Regions from separate parts of the Mus musculus genome. Here region 2 is linked to region 1. A link is a loop called in an ENCODE intact Hi-C map of the cell type or tissue named here. Cell type or tissue: left cerebral cortex. All regions are shown on one strand.

The links. Peaks named below come from ENCODE experiments on the same cell type or tissue, not always from the same donor. Only the 100,000 strongest peaks of a DNase experiment are listed, where the experiment ranks them.
Region 2: a loop joins it to region 1, with 3 times the contacts of the local background. A loop is called at or near these places in 15 of 42 quality-filtered maps.

What each region holds. Positions count from the first base shown.
Region 1 is chr13:43,180,818-43,185,817 of GRCm38, forward strand. The region is part of intron 3 of Gm40929 (a long non-coding RNA gene); the gene reads left to right. Among named protein-coding and RNA genes, the nearest start is that of Gm40929, 11 kb to the left of the region's middle. In left cerebral cortex, a CTCF peak has its summit at 2,285 (motif pointing right); DNase peaks (open chromatin) are centred at 2,003 and 2,247; H3K4me3 peaks cover 768 bases; H3K27ac peaks cover 865 bases.
Region 2 is chr13:43,299,841-43,304,840 of GRCm38, forward strand. Gfod1 (glucose-fructose oxidoreductase domain containing 1) reads right to left here and starts at 4,332. Exons shown (of 2, transcript NM_001033399.4): 1 at 3,405-4,332. The coding sequence starts at 3,657. It also overlaps a transcript of Gm52047 not described here. In left cerebral cortex, CTCF peaks have their summits at 4,447 and 4,646; DNase peaks (open chromatin) are centred at 2,623, 3,106, 3,359, 3,369 and 4 more places; H3K4me3 peaks cover 5,000 bases; H3K27ac peaks cover 4,563 bases.

The DNA of each region.
Region 1 (5,000 bases):
CAGAACGCTAAGATTAAAGACATGCGGCACCACTGCCAGGCTCCAGAAATTTGTTTTTTAATGAGGCAATTTTGTGGTGGTGGTGGTGGTGGTAGTGGCGGCTCCTGAGCGTGGATTATATGTGTTTGCACCACTGAAAGTAAAAGGTTCTGGTCGGGGGTTGGGGGGGGGGTATAGGGGACTTTTGGGATAGTGTTTAAAATGTGAATGAAGAAAATATCCAAAAAAGAAAAAAGAAAGAGAGAGAGAGAGAGAGAGAGAGAGAGAGAGAGAGAGAAAGGAAGGAAGAAAGGAAGAAAGAAAGGAAGAAAGAAAGGAAGAAAGAAAGAAAGAAAGAAAGAAAGAAAAAGGTTCTTTATGTACAAGTACAGATCAGTCATCGATTGTGGGTGTGGCTGCGCAGGGTGGGTGTGGCTGCGCAGGGAGGGTGTGGCTACGCAGGCTGGGGGTGAGAAGTACAACGGGAAGCTAGAAGTCAGAGGACAATGCACAGGAGTCAGTTCTCTTCCACCATGTGGATCCTGGGGAATCAAACTCAGGCCCTGAAGCATGGCAGCATGCGCCTGCACCCTCTGACCCATCTTATGGAAAACAGTTCTGAGACAGCTGTAAATGGTCTGCGGATCAGCTGCTTGGCAGGTGGCAACTGGAACAAGACCTTTCTCTCCAAGACACAGCAGGAGGCTCAGAGCAGTTTCTACCTCTGCAGAGCTTGGGTCGGATGTTGTCTCTTACCTGGCAGGGCAGATGCTGGGGCTGCAGACGCAGGATGGAGTCGGATAGCAACCTAATCTCAAAGCATAGGGAACAGCAAAAGGGAACGGTGGGCCATGGGGTGGCCCACAGTCTCTGATTGTCACAGCCAGGTCTCACCATACTGCCTTCCATTTCTCCAAGATGGACTTTGCTTAGGCCAGGAACTGCCAAGTGGCCCAGAGGAAGGATGCATGGATAGGCAAGTTAGAGAAGGACTAGAGGTGTTGCTCAGTCCATAGAGTGTCTGCCTGGTATGCACAAAGCTCTAGGTTCAGTTCCCAGCACCACACAAACGAAGTGTGCTGGCCTGTGCCTGTAATCCCAGCAACTTGGGAGGTAGAGGCAGGAGGATTGGAAGGTTAAGGTCATCTTTTGTTACATAGTGAATTTGAGGCTAGCCTGTGCTGTATGAGACTTTTGGGAGGGAGGGCAAGGAAAAGAAAAGAAACTCTAATGGGGATGATGGAATATATAGCTCATGAATATGTGGACAGGTAACGCTGGTATAAGCTGAGATTGTCCACAGAAGTGGCTGTTAGTATAGATGCTAAAACACAGGAAAGAGAACATTAAGTCTAAATGGCTCAGAGCCACTTGACAACAAACCTCAAAATACTTCCCTGAAATGCTGAGATGCTGGGTGTGTGGAGACATAGCCAACACTCCAGGAATGGAAACAATGGAGGGGATTGCAGATTGCGAGTCATCTCACCAGCAGTACCCTACTGACCCTGTGCAGCCTCAGTGGCTTCTCGACAGACAGGTAGAAATCTGGTGTTGCCATGCCTTGTCCAGGTCACTAAAGCCCTCTTGGCAAATGTGTGACTCCGTGGCCTGTGTAACCTGGGTAGTACCTGCAGCGCTTCGCTCTGGATCTGGGCTGAGAAAACCTGCCTGGGAGTGGATTTCAGTGCTGTGTTGTAAAGCAGCCTTCTCTTCCCTCCATCCTGACCTGCTCCCGAGTCTGTGGGTCAGTGGAGCGCCACTGAACTGCACAGAGCTGTGAGCAATGCATCACAGGGGATTTAACTTATCTGAACACATCACTTGTGAAAGGGCTTTTTGTAAACCCTTTATCTGGGTCAAGGATGCTGAATCACTGTTAAAGAAAGCACAAGGAGGCTCTTCACAGATAGGGGAACAAGACTCGGCTGCTGCAGACTCCGGCGTCTGTGACCAGGCTTGAATGGCTCCACAAGCCCTGGCCTCATTCTGCAGCTTTCAGTGTGGGGGATGAAAGGCAATTCGGAGCTGGAAAGAGTCCTGTCCTGGAGTCGCTAGCTGTCAGTGCTAATGAGCTGTCTGCAGACCTCTGCCAGGCTCAGAGGGAGCCTTTCATGTACTCCACCTGTGTTAGCAGCCGCCATATAAGGAGGATTTGTTGCCCTAAAGAATTACAAATGCCCCTTTTGCTTTGAGACTCTCCAGGGTAAGAGGGGTTCATAAAGGTGGCAGAAGAGACAAAATGAGACTATCCATTCCCAAGAGTTAGGCTGGCTTCCCTGGCCAAGGCCAGAAGGTGGCGCTGTGGTTCAACTACTTGAGACGCTTTCACGTTTGTGTTTCAGTGCCGTAAAACATGCATAACGGACGTTTTAATTATTTTTAAGTTTATTGTTCAGTGTCATTTACTAATTCATATAACTGTGCAGCCACGGCTCAAATATCTCTAGAACTTTATGAAGTTGTGTGTGAGTCTGTTGGTTGCTTGTTTGAGACAGGGTTTCCCTGTATAGCCCGGGCTGTCCGGGAACTCAACTCACAGGCTGTCTCCCACTCCTCCCATAAAACAGTGTTGGCAAATCTGCTGCTCCTCCAGCGCCAGCAGCAGTGCCTTTCTTGGCTATGCTGTTAGGTTATAGGTAAAACTGAATTTTCCTTCCCCTCCTCCCCCATCCCTTTCTCCCGCTCTGGTCCATAGGTTTATTTGCTTCACATGACAAACGGTTGTGAACCACCATGCGGTTGCTAGGATTTAAACTCATGAGCTCCGGAAGAGCAATCAGTTCTTTTAACCACTGAGCCATCTCACCAGTCCATAAAGCTGAATTTTCAACATGCGTCCAAGCCTGCAGATGGTTCCACTTAAGATTGCCATGGGAGAGCAGTATTTTATTGTTGTTTTTATCTTGTGTGTGTGAGTGTTTTGCCTGCACATATGTCTAAGCACCACAAGAGAGCTCTATCCTCAGGGGACAGAAGAGGACAAAAGATCCCATGGGACTAGAATTTCAGACAATTAAGAGCCTGTGGTGGTTTGAATAAGAACAGCTCTTGTAGGCTCATCTATTTGAATGCTTAGTCACCAGGAAATGGCACTGTTTGGAAGGATAAGAAGGTGTGGCTTTGTTAGAGGAAGTGTGTCACTGGGAGAGGGCTTGGATGTTTCAAAAGCCCAAGCCAGGCCCAATGGCTTCCTGCTGTCTGCAGATCTTGAAGTCAAACTCTCAGCTATCCTGTTTGCCTGTGTGCCACCATGCTCCCCACGTGAAGATAATGGACTAAACCTCTAAAACTGTAAGCAAGCCCCACTTAAATGCTTTCTTTTCATAAGAGTTATGGGGTCATGGGGTCTTTTCACAGCAATAGAACACAAGAGACATAAGACAGAGCCATATTGTGGGTACTGGGAATTGAACTCTAAGTCCTCTGGAAGAGCAGTCAGTGCTCTTAACTGCTGAGCCATCTCTCCAGCCCCAGTATTTTTATTTTTAATGAATACATAATTGTACAAGTATGTAAAGATAAAGCCACAATCTCAGATAGTTAATATTTCGTTGTATTTGGAACTTTAAAAATACTGTTTTGAAATACTCAAATTACATGCACGTGCACACACACACACACACACACACACAAACACAGTGCCATTTGACATCAGAGGTTACCCGCTTATCCATCCACTCTACCCATGAACCATCTCTGTCTCTGCCCCACTCCTCCTTCGGTGCCTGGCTTGTTTCATGTAATGCCTTCTAGTTCTACCCACTTTGCCTTAAATGATAGAATCCGGATCTTTTTATGGCTGAAGGATACTGTTATGCGTGAATGCTACACAGTATCTTTATCCGTAGAACCCAACCGTGATGCATTCCTAGCTTCATCCTGTCTCATCTATTGCCAGTACTGCTTCCATGGGTTTAAGTGGAGCTGTTTCTTCTACATCCTCAGTGAACGAGTCTCCCCAGGGACTGCTCACCTCTATAAGCTTGCCACCTCAGGCATTTGTCACAACTGTAGAAAGCCAGGGCACTGATTTCGTCGCCTTAGATATCTGCACAGAGGCACTTCTGCTCTGCTTTCCTACAGAGCCCACAGTGTCCGTTCTCTGTGGTCCTGTACTAGTTTACACGACCACGTTGTAAAGCCTTCACCTCACCCGTGATCATCCTAAGTGGAGAGAGATAACTTAGGGTGGGTTTTTTGTTGTCCTGGATATGATCAGTACATAGCATTTTGTCAGATACCTACCTGTTGGCCTTTTAAAATATTGTCTGTTAGCATTTTGTCTAAGTTCTGCCCCACAGTTACCTGGCAACAGTCAGGCCCAGGCGTGCCTGACTCACTATAAAAGGGCTGCTTGCCCCCTCTGCTCTCTCTTGCTCTTGCCTTCTTGATCCTGCTCTGTCCTCTGACCCCTCCCCCCACTCTCCTCGTGCTCATGGCCGGCCTTTACTCCTCTATTCCTCCCCCCTACCCCCACTCCAGCCCCCTTCTCTGTCTCTACTACCCTCTTGACTCCCCTCCCCATGCCCTGCATAAACTCTATACTATACAGTCCTTGTGGCTGGTCCCTCCGGGGGAAGGGATGTCTCTGCATGCGCCAAAACATATCCCCTGTCTCCTTTTCTTCTTATAAACACATCATCTGTTGACAAATGTCCATTCAGGTCATTGGTCCATTTTTAAAATCAAATTGCTCGGCTCTTTTGTTTTTGCTGTTTTTCTGGGATTAAAGGCGTGTACCACCACCGCTCAGCTTGAGTCGGTTTTCTAACAAGGTGCACATCTATTTCCTTCTGTGTGTGGGTAGCTCGTTTCCCCAGCACAGTTAATTGAAGAGATTTCCCCTCCTCTAATGTATGCTCCTTCAGACTGGCACAAAACTGGGCTGAAAACATGTGGAGCTGTTTCTACCCTGACCCTTTGGCTGAAGTGTGACTTGTAGTTTGTTTTGAAGAGGGACACTGTAATGCCTCCACGTCTCTTCCCTTTGCTGAGAATTACTTTGATTGGTCTGAATC
Region 2 (5,000 bases), 120 kb after region 1:
AGCCAGGTCCCAGAAAGGATAACAAAGACAGAAAGATTCAGGAGATGGCATTAATATGGGGGAACCAATTCCAAGGGTGGGATAGAAAGCAACACAGGACACACACGAGAGAGAGAGAGAGAGAGAGAGAGAGAGAGAGAGAGAGAGAGAGCTGTCTCTGACAGAAGGGAAGGAAAGCTTAGGAGGTGGCAGAAGAAAGGGCTGGAGAGGGCTGCTGGTGGACTCTAGCTGTATGGTCCTGGGTAGCTGGAACTCGGCTCTCCAAATCTGGGTACCCTCATCTGGAAAATCAGCCAGATGTCTACCTTGGATACTTGCCTCCACCATGTTAAAATGCTTTATACACAACCAACTACCACACTGGCTGGCCCACAAGAGGTTCTCGGTTATAGGCAGCCCTAAATGGCAAACAAACTGTGCGTGACAGAAATATCTCTACAGCAGAAATGCCACAGAGGCAGTGTAACTGCCCTGAAAAGAATGAACACAGTCTAAAGAAACACCCTTTACTTGGTCTCTCAGACTATTAAAACAATGGACCCCAAGAAAATGGAATCTCCCCCCTCTTCTGCCCCACTCCCACCCCCCAGCCCCCCAGGAATCTCATGCTGGGAGAAGAGAAAGCTTAAAGCTTGGGACAGCCAGAGGAAAGGTTTTATTCCAGGTAAGTGATTTGCAATTTGTCAACCCACCTGGCAGGAGGGTGGAGCCATAACAATGTGGGGCGGCCTGCACCTGAATAGGAACCGCTCAGCCACCCGTCATTCTGAGCCTCTATTTAAACCTCTATTGCAAGGTCTCACTTGAAGACCTTGAAAACCGACTGGGAGGGTCACTGGGTCCCGTTTGTCCCTCTTCTCAAGGTTGAATAAGTCTCCTTTTCTGCTATTAATGTGTCTGTTTAAATGGGCTTATGGTTGAACCTGGCTTGCTGAAGCATACATATAGACTGTCCCAAAGTCTGGTAGCAGTAGGACTCTGAAGGGAGTTTCTGGAAATCAAAGGAAGGTGTGTACAATGCCACCGGCTCAATTTCACTTATCTGGTGCCTTCTCCTTATCAGGTCACAACGTGGACTGAGCCATGGGTCAGGCTTGCTGACAGTGGAGAAAGGAGGACACTTCACCGGGACTCATTAAAGGGATGGCTCTCTTCAGTCCCAGGCAAACGCTCATATGTGCAAACCTCCAGCAGCCAAGGCCAGCCTGATAACTGTTTGGGGTTTTCCACTTCCTGTGTTATGTGTGCAGAACCTCTTAACCGTGACTGAGAAGCCAGTCAGGAGCAGCCTCGAAGGTACAATCGAAAGAAGCCTCCTAAGTCTGCAGTGAAGTCTTAACACCTGTGCAACCATTTTGAAATTCAGTCCAGTGCCTCTGCATTTCCCATAATCACGGACTGCCTTGAATCTCGGGCAAACAAACTCAAAAGGAAAGGAAGAATGCCTACAGCCCACGGTGAAAGGATAAGCCCAGGGCTGTTCCCTTCTCACACTTGGTAAACCTAGCTAACAGAGCCTCCCATGCTTTTGCTCTGAAGAGGAACTAACTTCAGCCCTGTCAGTACAAAACAAGAACTTATATGGATTCTCTTCTCCAGTGCTGAGAGTTGAAACCAGATGCCCGTGCCTACCAGTCAGGTATTCTACCATGGTGCAACACCCCAAGTCCTCACACAGGCAACATCATCACCACTGCCGCCACCACCATCACAGAAGTATCCAGAAAAGTATAACAATGGTCCACATCCCTAAACGCTTCGGCGGCCAAAGTATGAGATAAAGGCTGGAAGTGTGGCTCAATCAGTGAAGTAGTTGCCTAACAGGCAAGAAGCCCTGGGTCTGATCCCCAGAACCAAATAAACTAGGGATGGAATCTCAGCACTCAGGAAGTAGAGTCAGGAGGATCAGAAGTTCAAGGCCGCCCTCAGCTAAGCAGGGAGTTGAAGGACAGCCTAGGATACACGAGACCCCGCCCCAAACAACAATGATAGTAAGTACCAGAGACCATCAGAGCATTCTTGCTCTGTAATTGGTATCCCCCTGTTGTGGGGTTGCTCCAAGGGCCTGTCCTATAGAGATGCCACCGGAGAGGGGAGAAGAATGCTCCAACAAGCTTTCAAATCGGACCAGACCCAAGCCTTTAGCATAGATGGGGCTTAAGAGGAACCCATGGTATAGAAATTGCCCTAATAGGTTTTATACTCTAACTTTTTAATCGCCTACTTGACAAACAAATCCAGTGTAAACAACTAGTATAAACTAGCAGTGAAACAGAAAAGAAACATTGGCTAAAAGTCAATAGAATTCAGTTCAAAACTAAAGAAGCCAGGCTCCAAAAGCCAGAAGCTTAATACATTAAATACAGTAAAGAAAAGACCGGTAGCCCCTACGTTAGAATTTCTCCAACCTAGTTTGTTAGGAGCTTTTTCTCCACTTCAGTAACCCTGGCTTCCAAGGGTAAGTATGAAACGCCTGGGAATAGCCGAGCGTGGTTGGTTTAGGTATGGAAGGGAACTGCTGATGAACAGACTTGCTCAAGACACTCGTTTGAGCCCAGAAAGAAGCCCCAGCCTGCTTGTAAACACAATGTGTCTCTGGAATATTCCCGAGGCAAAATACGGAGGTGCCATCGCACGTTTCCAAAGGAAACTGCAGCGTCTGGCTTCCCCCTCCCACCCCGGCCCCCTCCACACACACAAAGCATCCTTGCCTTTGAAACCACAATTTTCATCTCGGAAGAATACAAGGTATATAATTCTCAACTAGAGTAGACACCCACTCCTGGGAGACTGTGCCCAAAGGTTAAATTACAATCTTTACTAACCTCTGACACATCTGAGAGTGTTCTGATAGACCCGCCCACTCTCACTTGCTTCCTTCCAGAGCAGAAGAGATAATTCCAGCCAGCTGTCAGTTCTCTAATCTCACAGTAAACTCACTTACTGTGGAGGGAAACAAAACGATCCAAACTGGGTGCCACAGCTGCTCACAAACAGGTACACCCAGGAAAAACCCTGCCACCACGTGTGCGGCCCTTTATTCAAGGGTTCCTGGCCACGCGCTCTCCTTTTCCAGACGCACGCGCACCCACACACCAGAGCACTAACTAACGTATACAGCTGGGTACCGAGTTTCCCTCCTGGAACAGCAACCGGTCTTCTGTATCTGACCCATTCGGTTCCTATACCTAGAATCCAAGCCTATTCTAGCCTCCGCACCACACACGTGGGGATGCGCTTCCAGCTGGTATCAGGAGCGAAGCGTGGAGGTGGGGGAGGCCACCGACTGGAAAGGGGAAAGCTGGGACTAACAAGCTTGGGTTTGGGATTCCTGGGATATGTCCAATTGGAGAGAAGCGAAGAGCCGAGCTAAAGAAGAGAGGGCTGGGGGAGGGGTCGCTCACCCAGGGTTTTGACAGCGATCTGCCTAGTGAGCGGCGGCGGCAGGTTGATGCACACCAAGTCCACATCCTGGTGCAGGAGCACCTCGTCGATGCGGCTGGTGTAGAAAGGAACGCTCATCTCCTTGGCCAGCTCCTCGGCTTCTTCCTGCGTGCGGCCCCACAGCGCCTTCACCGCGAAGCCCTCATCTTTCAGCAGCGGGATGATGACTCGGGCTGTGAGGCTGGTGCCGAACACGCCCACCCCGGGAAGCATGGCTGCTCAGGTCCGCCCGGTTCTGCTGCTGCCGGGATCTCCAGTCGAACACCGGCGCACACGCCTCTCCGGCCGGTCCCGCAGTCCCCGGCTCCTCGACCGACCTCGCTGCGCTGCGCTAGCCGCCGAGCCCCGGGCAAGGCGCCCGAGTGCGGTGGCGTGACAGCGCACCGAACCACAGACCCTGCAGGCTCCGGGAGCCTCAGCGCGGTGACTGCTGCAGTGCCCGCCACTCGGGGCTCGTGTCCTTCCCGGAGACAGCGGCAGGGACTCCGCCAGGACGCACGAGGCCCCGAAGCCCCGTGGAGCCCGGGCTCAGGCAGCGCTCCCGCCGCAGCGCCGGCCGGCTCCGTGCGCCCCGCGGAGGCCGCCCCATGGCCGGCTCATCCCGGCAGAATCTCTCTCCCGGATGGCGCTCCCGCTTCACCACCCTCTGTGGGCTGCGGATCTTCTTTTTCCCCAAGTCCTTGGTAACGAATGGAACCCAGAGGCCACCCGGAGGCCGACTAAGGATGAGGCTCGTAGTGTACCAGGCGCCGATCCCGAGCAGCAGCACCGCAGCGGCGGACACCACCCGGCGCCAGGCTCCTCATTCTGCTGCCATATTCGCTCGCTCGCAGCGCGCCTTGGGCGGCCTCGGCCCCGCTCGGGCTCGGGCTCCGGCTCCGGGATCCCGCGGGTACGAGGGCGGAGTTGGCGACTTTGACTGTCAGCGGCCGGGGTTCCTGCACCGCCCTTGCGGTAGCGCCGTGCTCCATTGGCCGCCAAGCGTCGCCCCCGCCCTTGTCTCCGCCGCCCAAGGCACTCGTTGCGCTCAGCGCCCGGCCCCTGGAACCCGCTTTGACTCCTCCCCGGCCCCGCCTGTCTCGCCTGCTGCCCCCGGGTGGCTTCCCTTTCTCTGCGCTCTCCGCCTCCGCGGCCGCCTCCTCCTCGTTGTGCTCCAAGCTCCGCCCAAGCAAGCAAATAAATCTATCAAAGCAGGGCGCGCCCTTAATAGGCTAGGACTGGGTTCCTTGGAAAAGATTGGCGGATGCTAAGACCCCGGGGAGGCCGGAGGACCCCACGAAGTGTGAGCAGCGTGGTTCACAGTCTCCTCTCCCGGATATTTTTCTGTGCTCGCCACTGCTCTAGGAAGCTGTCCAGGCACTTAACCCTGAGGTTATTGGAAACTCGTTTCATTGATGAGAAAGTGAGCTCTGAGGAGGTTAAGGGACTTGCTCAAGGTGACACACATGAACAACAGTGCCAGGATCGGAAGGCAGACACCAGCATCTCGGCGCTGAACCCCTAGAGTTCTGACTCGCAAGTGTGCCAGCTCCAATCCCAAACCAACTCCACTCCTG